2 separate regions of the Homo sapiens genome follow, and region 1 is linked to region 2. A link is an interaction called in ENCODE POLR2A ChIA-PET data of the cell type or tissue named here. Cell type or tissue: MCF 10A. All regions are shown on one strand. Links, peaks and the distances in the headings refer to the core of each region. The heading gives the core; the rest is flanking DNA. Region 1 overlaps PHF14 (PHD finger protein 14). Region 2 has its middle 260 kb from the start of PHF14.

Evidence for each region. Peaks named below come from ENCODE experiments on the same cell type or tissue, not always from the same donor. Only the 100,000 strongest peaks of a DNase experiment are listed, where the experiment ranks them.
Region 1: POLR2A ChIA-PET joins it to region 2 with 5 read pairs; 2 of 35 experiments call an interaction of 5 or more read pairs at or near these places.

The regions. Positions count from the first base shown.
Region 1 is chr7:11,126,328-11,131,719 of GRCh38, forward strand. All of the region lies in intron 17 of PHF14 (PHD finger protein 14), which reads left to right. Among named protein-coding and RNA genes, the nearest start is that of PHF14, 160 kb to the left of the region's middle. In MCF 10A, for the core only: no CTCF peak of the experiment used is centred there; no DNase peak of the experiment used is centred there.
Region 2 is chr7:11,226,523-11,231,914 of GRCh38, forward strand. No RefSeq gene overlaps it. Among named protein-coding and RNA genes, the nearest start is that of PHF14, 260 kb to the left of the region's middle. In MCF 10A, for the core only: no CTCF peak of the experiment used is centred there; a DNase peak (open chromatin) is centred at 2,239.

The sequences.
Region 1 (5,392 bases), core at 327-5,326, 100 kb before region 2:
GAGTGTGAATGAAGTACATATTTTTAGGATACATTATTTACTCTTTTATAAGCAGGCTAAGTGCTGTAAAGGATAGATATTTCTTTACCTTTCCTTGTGACAATGTTGAAGCTTTAACCTGTTTACAGCATAAAGACTCTGTTAAGTACAATCTTAATCTTTATTTTTTAGTATTCTCAAATCTACTACATATGAATCTAATTTTTGCAGTGAAATAAACTTTCTCTCTTCGTTATTTAGCTGTTTCAAAATCCCTAACTTTTGTCTTCCTGTCTACTCCTTCCTTTCTCCTTCACATTTCCAAGCAGTATTTGGAAACATGACAATATATTTTTCAAGTATGTTTATGTTCTTTTATCAATGAAAAGCTTCCCTAAGATAGCAATGTCCCTAATAGGGTAAAATACAGTTAGCTGTATTTTTTTAACCTCCTCATAGCAATAGGATGAAAAAAAAAAAAAAGCTACAGTCTGAATTTGACATCATTAAACAAAAACTCTTCAAATTAAACAGTATAAAAAGAGACAAAAAAGTGGTTTTATTTGTTCTTCATATTAAATGCCTTAAGGATTCTCAAGTGAGCTATTTTTAACAGACCACTCTTACGTTTTTATTGTGATTTAAGTAAATTTTGCTCTTAATTCCAAGACAAGGTACAAACAGAAATGAGCTCGATTCCTTCCATCCCAGTGCCTTTAAACATGCTCATTTGGAGCTTCCTTTTTCCCCCAGTTACTCTCAGACAAATCTTACAGCTTTTCCAGTTACCTTTAGGTATTAATAGTCTTTTTTTTAAATATCAAAGTCCAGTCCAGTTTAATGTCAAATCTTCTATTCTCAGCAGCTCAGACCTCCTTTAAACTGGGAAACCTGTAGTTTGGAAGTGGGGCATTCTAGATTTTGATTCTTGCCCCTCCTTTTTTTTTTTTGACTCATTGCTAGAGCTTTTCTATGTAGAGGTGCCTTGATATGAGAGATGCCTTCTGTGGGTTACTTGTGACTTCCTTTTCAGAACTTAGTTCCGTTTATCTCTTTTTTGATTGGCATTATCCCCATCCCACCAACGCTGTCCTCTTTGGCTAGATTCCTTTCTAGAGTCTTGCTCTTTAACGGGCCCACATTTTGTCCTAGGGGAAACACACAACCCCTTGCCTTAACAAGCTCAGAAAGAACAGCCATTCCCACTGCAGCCATGCATCTTTGCTTTGCTACTACAGACAGACAGGCATGTATCATCATCTAGTCCTTGTCCTCCAAACTCCCAGGGGACAAACTCTGAGTAATTTTTAGAAAATTCCTCTTCTGAGAGGGACTTCCTTTAAAGTACCTCTTCTAAAGAAATCCTTACTCTCCAGTTTCACCTTTCCTCATTCTTCAGACTTCTCCTTTAATGAGTTACCATACCAAATTTTGTGTAAGACTTTGAAGAAAATATTTTCTGAAGTATTTTATCAGTGCATATCTTTAAAAATGAATAGCTTAGACCATTTACGAGAGATTGAGAAAATTTCACTCACCCATGAGTCCTAAATCAAATATCCTATCACCATGACTTAAATCATGATTTTTTTTTTCATAATTATCACTTCTTTCACTTCTTCAAACACTTTATACCAGTTCCTGAACTCCTCTCAAGACCTCCAGGCCACCATTTACTCTCCTCCACCTTTTTAAAGTTGTAACTTGACATTTTAATGTGCACTTTTTAAAACCATTAGAGTCCTCCATTGTAACTGCCCAACTTCTCAAGATTCACTGTATTGGTTTATCTCAACTGTTTCTTTTTTGGCCAGAAATAACATAAAATATATGTACTTGAGTTCACTACAAATTCATGCCTTCTAATTTAAACCAGACCTCATTGCTATCTTTTGTGATCTCCTTATCAGATTTCTTATAGCAGTTATTTCAAATCTTTGACACATGCATCAAGGCTTCAGTTTTATTCCCAGCAGACTTACTTTTTCAAGATGATCTTGTCTCTTATTTTCACTGAGGAAAGGGGGGTGATATTTTTATCTTTCTCCTCTCAGCCTTAAAAAAAGTCTTTGTTATTTTCCCTACTTCATTCTATTTCCTGTCTCAGAAAATAAAAGTGCCACTACCTCCTCTGTTCTTTATTCCAAACATCTCCTTTCTCTTCAGTACTTGTTTCTGTTCTCATTAAGCCATTCTACACACTTTTTCCCAGTCACTCTTTGGGAAAGATCACTTTTCAAATTTCCAGGTCAGAAAATCCAAGAAAAAAGTAAGGCGCTTTCCATTGTCTATACTATAGTATAGACATCAGGGTTTTATCCCTGACATTCAAGGCCATATATAATCTAGACTCATGCTGCTAGTATTTTAGATGTAAATCAGTCTCTCTCTCTCCCCCCGCCCCCACTGCTTTCCTCCCGTTCTCCTTCCGTCTCTCCCATTCTCCCTCCTCTCTCCCTCTCTTTTTCTCTTCCCCTCCTTCTTTCTCACTACTCTTTTGCAAAAAGCCTCATATATCATCAGGTTTTTTTTCTTCTTAATTAAATGTCCAGTTTAAATTATAGTTTTCTAGTTGCCCTACAATCCTTAGGCCTAGATTCAATTTCTTTTGCACTTTTTTTGCTAGGCTGTTCATTTGACATTTGGTAGACTTTTTTTGTCATGCTATTGATCTTTTTATATCTGGGTTATTTTTACCAGCTAGATTACAAACTCTCTTACAACAGAGGATATTTCTGTCATACTTTCTTAAAGCAAGGAACCTGGATGTTGCATATTTTTTCTAAGATAGATTTAAGATTGTTCCTGGTAGTTCTCCACTGCTAGCCTATTTTCTCTTAGTTGTTACTGAAATTATTTTTAAAACTTTTATTTTGCCAAATGGCAGTAGAGGTGGTGCAGGTTCTAGTTTTTGCCTTAGAGGCCCAAGGCTGTTTATTGAAACAACAAATGATGTTTGGAACATAAATTTCTGGCAGCCATGACCCAAATATGCAAAAAAGACCAAGAAGATATCTGTTCAGCAAGTTTAAAATCATATTCTTTCTTAGATTATTTTCTTATGTAGTTCACTCAGCATTTCTGTTAACATTTAATAGTACCTGTTCACAGATTTCTTTGGAATAGACACAGTTTTAAATTAAAAGGAAAGTAAGTTGTCTCCTTCAGAATAAAGAACACTGGCATTGTCTAAGGGTATAAAACTAATCCAAATGAAAATGCCTATTTTGTGTGTATGTTTCTTTTTTTTTTTTTTTTTGCCTTTACATAAAATTTAAGAGACAGTAAACCCTTTATTTACCAAAATATTTTCTTTCTGTTGATGGACCTACCAATATATTAGCAATAGGAGTCTCATTTTTATTGGATAAAAATCTGTATAGTATTCAGAAGGTGTGCCACATACTTCACTAGGTGCTTCAGATGTAGTAAGATGAGACATAAATCTTGCCCTTAAAAAACTTAGATGCTAGTAGGATAGATAAAGCATGTATGCATTTAATTATGATATCAAATTTAAAGTGTTAAATGCCATTAAGAAGTATAGGTAAGGTACAGTGGGAATTTTGAGAGTAGGATGATTGCTTTCAGCACCAAGCAAAAAGAGATTGGCAAAAAATACAACATTTCAATAGAATTATAAAGGCTAGTAGGATTTGACAGAAGTATTAATTAGGATATGCTAAGTTATGCAGCAAAAAAAAGAATCCCAAATTTTTAGTTGATTAATATAAGTTGATTTCTCATTCATGTAACGTATCAGTACAGGTTGACAGAGCAGCTCTGCTCATTATAGTCACTTGGGGACCCGAGCTGATGGAGGTTTTGTTTCAACATATGTGGTCCACAGCATAGTAGCAGGAAATACCACAAATGTCACACTGGCTTTTAAAATCATATCTGGAATTTGATACATATCACTCCAGGCCACATTCCTCAGATGACGCAGTCAAACCTAACTTTAAGAAGCCAGTAAGTGTAATGCTACCACCATATGCTACCATACTTCCAAGACCTTTCTGGGATTCATTCCAGGATTCAAGGAAATCCTTGGAGAGAGAGAGAACGTATATACAATTTATATGGGGGAAACTGCATAATAGTGTGAAATGTAATGGTAGTAGTAATAGCTGCTAATATGTTCTCTTGATTTTTTTCTTTGCTTTTTTAAAAATAGCCTTTTGGTAGTATTTTTGATTTTTTTGTTTCTTTTTGAGCAGTTTTAGGTTTATAGAAAAATGGAGTTAAAACTACAGATTTCCCATATGCCCCCTCATCCCTTCCTCCTTCCCCTAGTTTCCTCTGTTACCATCTTGCATTCATGTGGTACATTTGTTAAAAATTGATGAGCCAGTATTGATACATTATTATTAACTAAAGTTTGTTGTTTACATTATAACTTATTTTTTGTGTGGTACATTCTGTGGGTTTTGACAGTTGTAATAATGACACATGTCCACCATTACAGTGTCATACAGAATAGTTCACTGCCCTAAAGATCTCCTGTGCTCTGCCTATTCACCACTCCCTCTCTACCATCAAACCACTGGCAACCACAGATCCTTTTGCTGTCTCCATAGTTTTGCCTTTTCTGAATGTCATATAGTATGTAGCCTGTTCAATTTGGCTTCTTTCCGTAAGCAATACGCATTTAGGGGTTTGTCATGTCTTTTCATGACTTGAGAGCTTTTTTTTTTAATCACTGAGTAATGTTCTATTGTATGGATATGCTCCTATTAAAGGTAAGAGAGAGTACGTGTAAAATTTGTTTGTTTTGTACACAACAGTCTTGTTTGTTTCCAAGTTTTGGCAGTTATGAATAACGCTACTATAAACATTCAGGTACAAGTTTTTAAGTGGGCACCAGTCAACTTAGTCAGGAAATACCAAGGAGTTCCATTATGGGATCATATGGTAAGAGTGTGTTTGGCTGCCAAACTGTCTTCCAAAATGGCAGTACCATTTTGCATTTCATCCCACAACAAATGAGAGTTGTTGTTCCATATCTTTGCCAGCATTGATGCTGTCAGTGTTTTAGATTTTAGCCATTCTAGCATGTGGGAAGTAGTTTTCATTTGCAGTTTCATAAGGACATGTAGTGTTGAGCATCTTTTCATATGCTTATTTGCCATATATATATCTTTTATGAGATACCTATTCAGATCTTTGGCCTGTTTTTTAAATTGGGTTGTAAAATTATTGTTTAATTTTAAAGAGTTATTTGTATATTTTGAATGCCAGTCCTTTATCAGATATGTGGTTTGCAAATATTTTCTCCAATTTGCAAAATATTATCACTGTTTTTTGCAGAGTAGAAGTTTTTAATGTTAATGAAGTCCAGCTTAATTTTTTTCTCTTATGGATTATATTTTTGGTATTGTATCATCAAATTTGTGGTCACCTAGATTTTCTA
Region 2 (5,392 bases), core at 304-5,303:
AAATGTTTATGAAAGCTATAGGTTTAGTCAGTCCAAAAGGGGCTTTTATAACTTCCGAAAACTTTGTAGAGAAAGAACCAGAAAACATGTTCTGTTTACAGACATTTTTAAGCTGCTATTGTCACTGTTTGTTTCCTGTGGTTATTCCAAAATCTTCTCCTGAAAGGCATAGTATCAGTCTGCACAGTTGTGATGATGATGATGACATCGGTGGTGTCAGTTCAAATCTCTGTGTATGCCTGATGGATCTTCAAACAGGGCATCAGTTCACACAGCATTATTCACGGTGAATAGCACTCCATGTCAAAGCATTAGTAACAATTTATCTCTAGGCCCTGGGATTATGGATAGTTTCATTTTTTTCTCTTTGCTTATCTGAATTTTCTAATTTTTCTATAACAGCATGGATTACTTTGTATTAATATTTTAAGTCAAGAAAAGCCTATTTTAAAGTGAACTTTATCAGTTACATTTAATGTGAAATTCCTCTTCTAGAGCTGATCAAGGAGAGAAGATAAGGCATGGATATTCAGTTTAAAATGGTGAGATTAAACTTTTCCTTTATGTGCTAGTCTTTTATTCAATAAGTAATTTGGAGCACAGCTTTTGTCATGGGGAAAATAGCTGATGGGGAGACATGGATAGAAAAGGGACATGACCCTATCCTCATAGATTTACAGACTGGTCACTGGATGCTGGTGACACATGGGGATGTTTTCATTTGCTAAAGTAAAGTGGAATGATGACTTTATACTCTGCATGTGGTGGCTCTGCCATTAGACAGTAAGTTTCAAATGGCACTAAGTCAGGCATAGAGGAATCCCTCAATATTCATGGGTGTTAGGGAGAGGGAGAGAGTCTTGGTGGATAGATGCAAGATGAGGGTCAGACCTTCCTGGGCTCTGATTCTCTGCTCCTTCTGTCAGTTCATTGCCAAGTGACCTTGGATTAGTTACTTAATTCTCTCTTCATGGCTCTGTTTTCTCATCCCCAGGTAGAGAACCATAATAATACCTACCTTGAAGTGATGATATAAACTACATGACACAGAGTACTTGCTTCACACAGTGTTGGAACACACAGAGCTGCCACCTGGAAATCCCTGCTCATCTAAGGGTTGCATCTAGACTCTGGTAGATTTGGGGAGGGTGGCATTTGAGTTATGTCCTTTCCTGAGCTGTCCCATGCCACAGCTTGCTGCTCTGTTGTCTCCTGACAATTGGTCTCCTTGCTGCTATTTCCAGAAAGCTTCACACAGAAAGCTTCACACACTCCTCTCACTCCTCAGACCATCTTTCACATAATACTGCTGTGTCTAACAGATATGTACACGATGAGAGTAACATACCGGGAACCCAGCAATACAGCAGAATTTCAATACGTGACAACACTTTTCTTAAAAATTCCCAGGTCTCACTGGTAGCAGGGATTTGTCTCTGTTACCTTTTTCTATGGTCTTTTTTGCCTCCATGTTCCTAGGCTTCTTTTCAGCCATTACCCTTTTCCTGTTTCCCCAGCTGCCTTGGAGCAAATTTGGTTTCTTTATTATACAAAACAATTTGGTCTTAATTGAGATTAAACTCCTGGTCTATCTTCACACGTCTAAAAACCCTAATGACTTTTACTCAACAAAATAGTCAATCCTTAAGTCAATTCTTCATTTCTCCCAGAATGTGAAAGTGGAGGCAGAAATTCTTTTCTTTTTTTAATCTAATTTCTCTCGTCCGTTAAACTAGCTATTGCTGTTGTTAGTTCTGACACACTGAAACTGGATTCTCAGAGCAGGGAACTTGAAAACAAGTCAGTAGACTGGCTGCATTCCTCCTAAGCCATTTCTCTACCTATGCTTACACTTTGAGGTGAAACTATAAACTGCTTAATTTAATTCAGCTTAAACGTTTGTTTCCCCATTATTATTTCTCCATTGATTTTTGTCCAATGGCTTGCAGTGCTTCCACAAAAGAACTTCATAAATTTGGTTTGATTGATAACTTCTATAGGCCTCATAGGCACCAGGGCTGGAAGATAAATAAACCTCAACACAGAATGGAAGCTGTGTTTCAAAGGACAGTGGTGGTGGGGAAGAGGAGGGAGAGATTACTTTGAATGGTATTGCCAAGTTTATTTCAACAGCTTGAAAACAGCCGATAAACACTGTAAAAAAAAAAAGAAATTGAAGTCCTTCGTTTAGTGAGAACTGCTTGTCCAGATAGGGTTGGGTGGCTGCCAGCTGGTGAATCAAATGTCAATTGGGTTTACACCATAGGAGACAATCTGTTCTAGCAGTGTTTGGACTGGAAAAAGGGAATGAATTGGTAAAGAGCTGTTCTACAGGATGCCAGTCTTTTAAGGAGCTGAGGAAAGCCCACAGAACACCAAATTATTACAGGGTCAGGACTGTGTCATTTATCTATTTGCAGGCACAAGAGTAATTATTTTCTCAGCATTAGGCATAAGCTTTTCAGAAGAATACTGCCAGGATGAAAAAATGCATGAAACAGATATATGTGTTGAAAACTCAGTGACAAGATTTGTGTAAAATTCATTGCTTCTGGGTTTCTGGTATGAACCTAGGGGAATATTGGAAAATAACCAGTAGATTCCTTAGCTTACTTATTTCAGATTACCTTTTAAGCCTTAAAGATTCTGATTTCTTTGTGAATGAGACTTCCCAATTGTAATAACTTCAAAAAAATAAACATAACTTTATATTTTGTAAATATCCAAATAAATGCTCTTATTTGAAAAAAGTTTTCACAAGAAAAAATCTTAAAGTAGAAAAATTACTCATAACCCATCACCCAATAAAATTACTTTCGGTTTTACTTTATAATGTATATCTTTCCAAGTGTGTGTGTGTGTCTGTATAGAGAGGGAGGTGTTTGTGTGTGCATTTTTCTGTACTTACAAAATGAGATCCCATCATACATGTTGCTTTGAAACATGTCTGTTTTTCTCTCACTGTATCATGTCATCTTTTGATGTTAATAAATACACATGCAAGTACTTTTATTTAATGGCTGAATAGAATTCCTTGTGCAAATATACAGTAATGCAATTAATTTCCTATTGGCAAATATTTGGGTTATTTCTAATTTTTGCCCATTATAAACAAGGTAAAGACATTTTGTTGTGGAAATATTTATACCTTTGGGTGATGATTTTATAAGGATAAATCCCATAAACATAAGATAAATACACATTAAAATTTTTTTAAAAAAATTGTAGTCAAATACTTATAACATAAAATTTAACACTTAATACTTTTTAACTGTATAGTTCAGTGGCCCTAAATAAATTTTTGTGCTACCATCACCACCATCCATCCATAGGATTCTTCATCTTGCAATACTGAACCTGTCTCCATTAAACACTAGCTGCCCCTTCCCCGCTCTCCAACCCCCGACAACCATCATTCTACTTTCTGCCTCTATGACTTCGTTGACTATTCTAGGTACCTCATATAAGTGGAATCATACCATTTGTGTCGTTTTGTGACTGGCTTATTTCTCCTAGCATAATGTCCTCAAGGTTCATCCATGTTGCAGCATATGTTAGAATTTCTTGTCTTCTAAAAGCTGAAATAATATTCTGTTTGATGTATATGCTATATTTTGTTTATCTATCAGTGGACACTTGGGTTGCTTCCACCTTTAGGCTATTGCCAGTTCTGCCACTATAAATGTAGATGGACAACATTGCTTCCAGTCTCTTCTCATAATCCTTTTGGATATATCCAGAAATAAAATCACTGGATCATATGATGATTCTATTTTTGATGTTTTGAAGAACCACCACACTGTTTTCCACAGTGGCTCTACATTCTCAACAACATTGTACACGTTTTCTAATTTCTCTACATCCTCACCAATACTTGCTATTTTCTGCTTCTTTTTTTAATGGTAGCCATCCTAATGAATGTGTGGCGGTATCACATTGTGGTTTTGATTAGCATTTTCTTAATGGTTAATGATATTGAGCATCTAATATGCAGATTTTTAAAGTTTATGATCCACATTGCCAAATTGTTCTCTAGAAATATTCTACCAATGTAATCTCAGTAAATAGTGCTCATTTACCTTCTCTGACATCCAGTGGTAATGTTTATCATGTAACTTTTAAACAACAGTGCTCATAGACATAGAAAATGTTGCTGTAAGCTCTTTGATTTAAGTTAGAAGGTGCTATATTTCTTCAAGGTTACTCATGGCGTTAGCAGGCTAGGCAGTAAAAATACATTTAGTGACTTGAAAGCTATATTTTTAAACATATAATTGATCTTTAGGAAGATTACATAAGGTTAAATAACTGTTTTGATTCTTTTATATCTCTATTCTCTCCCACTCCTTAGCAGGACTCCTATGCTAAGTCCTGCCACCTCTAATTGCAGCCTTCCATTTCCCTAAGGATTCCTTGATGATACTGAAGTTTACTTACCTAATCTATGGTTCATTTTACTATCCTTCTGTCATCATAATCAATAAACAGCAGTTATCCTTTTATGAAAAAGAAAAGAAAGGAGAATAGGAAAGTGCATTCTTCTTAATTGAGTAAGCTCACATTTCTTGAACCGTGGCCCAAGAATTAATCGACACAGCACCCTTTCGTCATATTTAACATTTCCCTTTCTCTAGCCATTAACTCTGAGGGTGTCAAATCTGCTTACAAAAGTGTTTCCCTACTAATATACCCTTCAGTTACTGGGGAGATGCAGCTGAGCCTCTTGCTTGTGTATTGCCTCCTCAATGTCAGATTTTAGTGACTCTTTTGCTGTTTCTGTGGCTTGTTGATAAACACAATTGATAGAAGAGGAAAACATCCAGATATAGACCTTATCTGAGAAAATGTCTTGGTTTGTGTGGAAAATGCTTAGAAATTTCCTTCTCACTGAACCCTATGTCCCACCCTGACTTTTTGTGCTTTTCTAATCAAAACAAGGAAGACTCATTTCGTTTCTTCCTTTTTCAGGAATATAAAATAAATTAAAAGTACACATGTTCTACTGGGACAAACAGGAGGCCATAAAATTGCTTAGCCTGCAGTCAAACATAAAAACATAAAAAATACAACAGCAAACAAACAAAAGCTAGCCTTAGAAAGGGCATTTAGACAATAATCCCTGGCCACTTTCCCACAGGAAAGAAAAGGAAAACTTTCAGAAAGAAACTTGGAGCGTATTTTTTTTTTTTTTTGCAAAGAGTATATAGTACCTGTTGATACTATATCTAATTATGTGCTAAATACAATATAATTTCAGTTATTAATATTAACATATTAATATATATTATTAGTAGTACAATATATATTCAGCATCAATGAACATATATTGATATTGCAACCGGGGCAAATAAAACACATTTCTTGTCAGTAAAGAACTGATTTAGTAACGGAA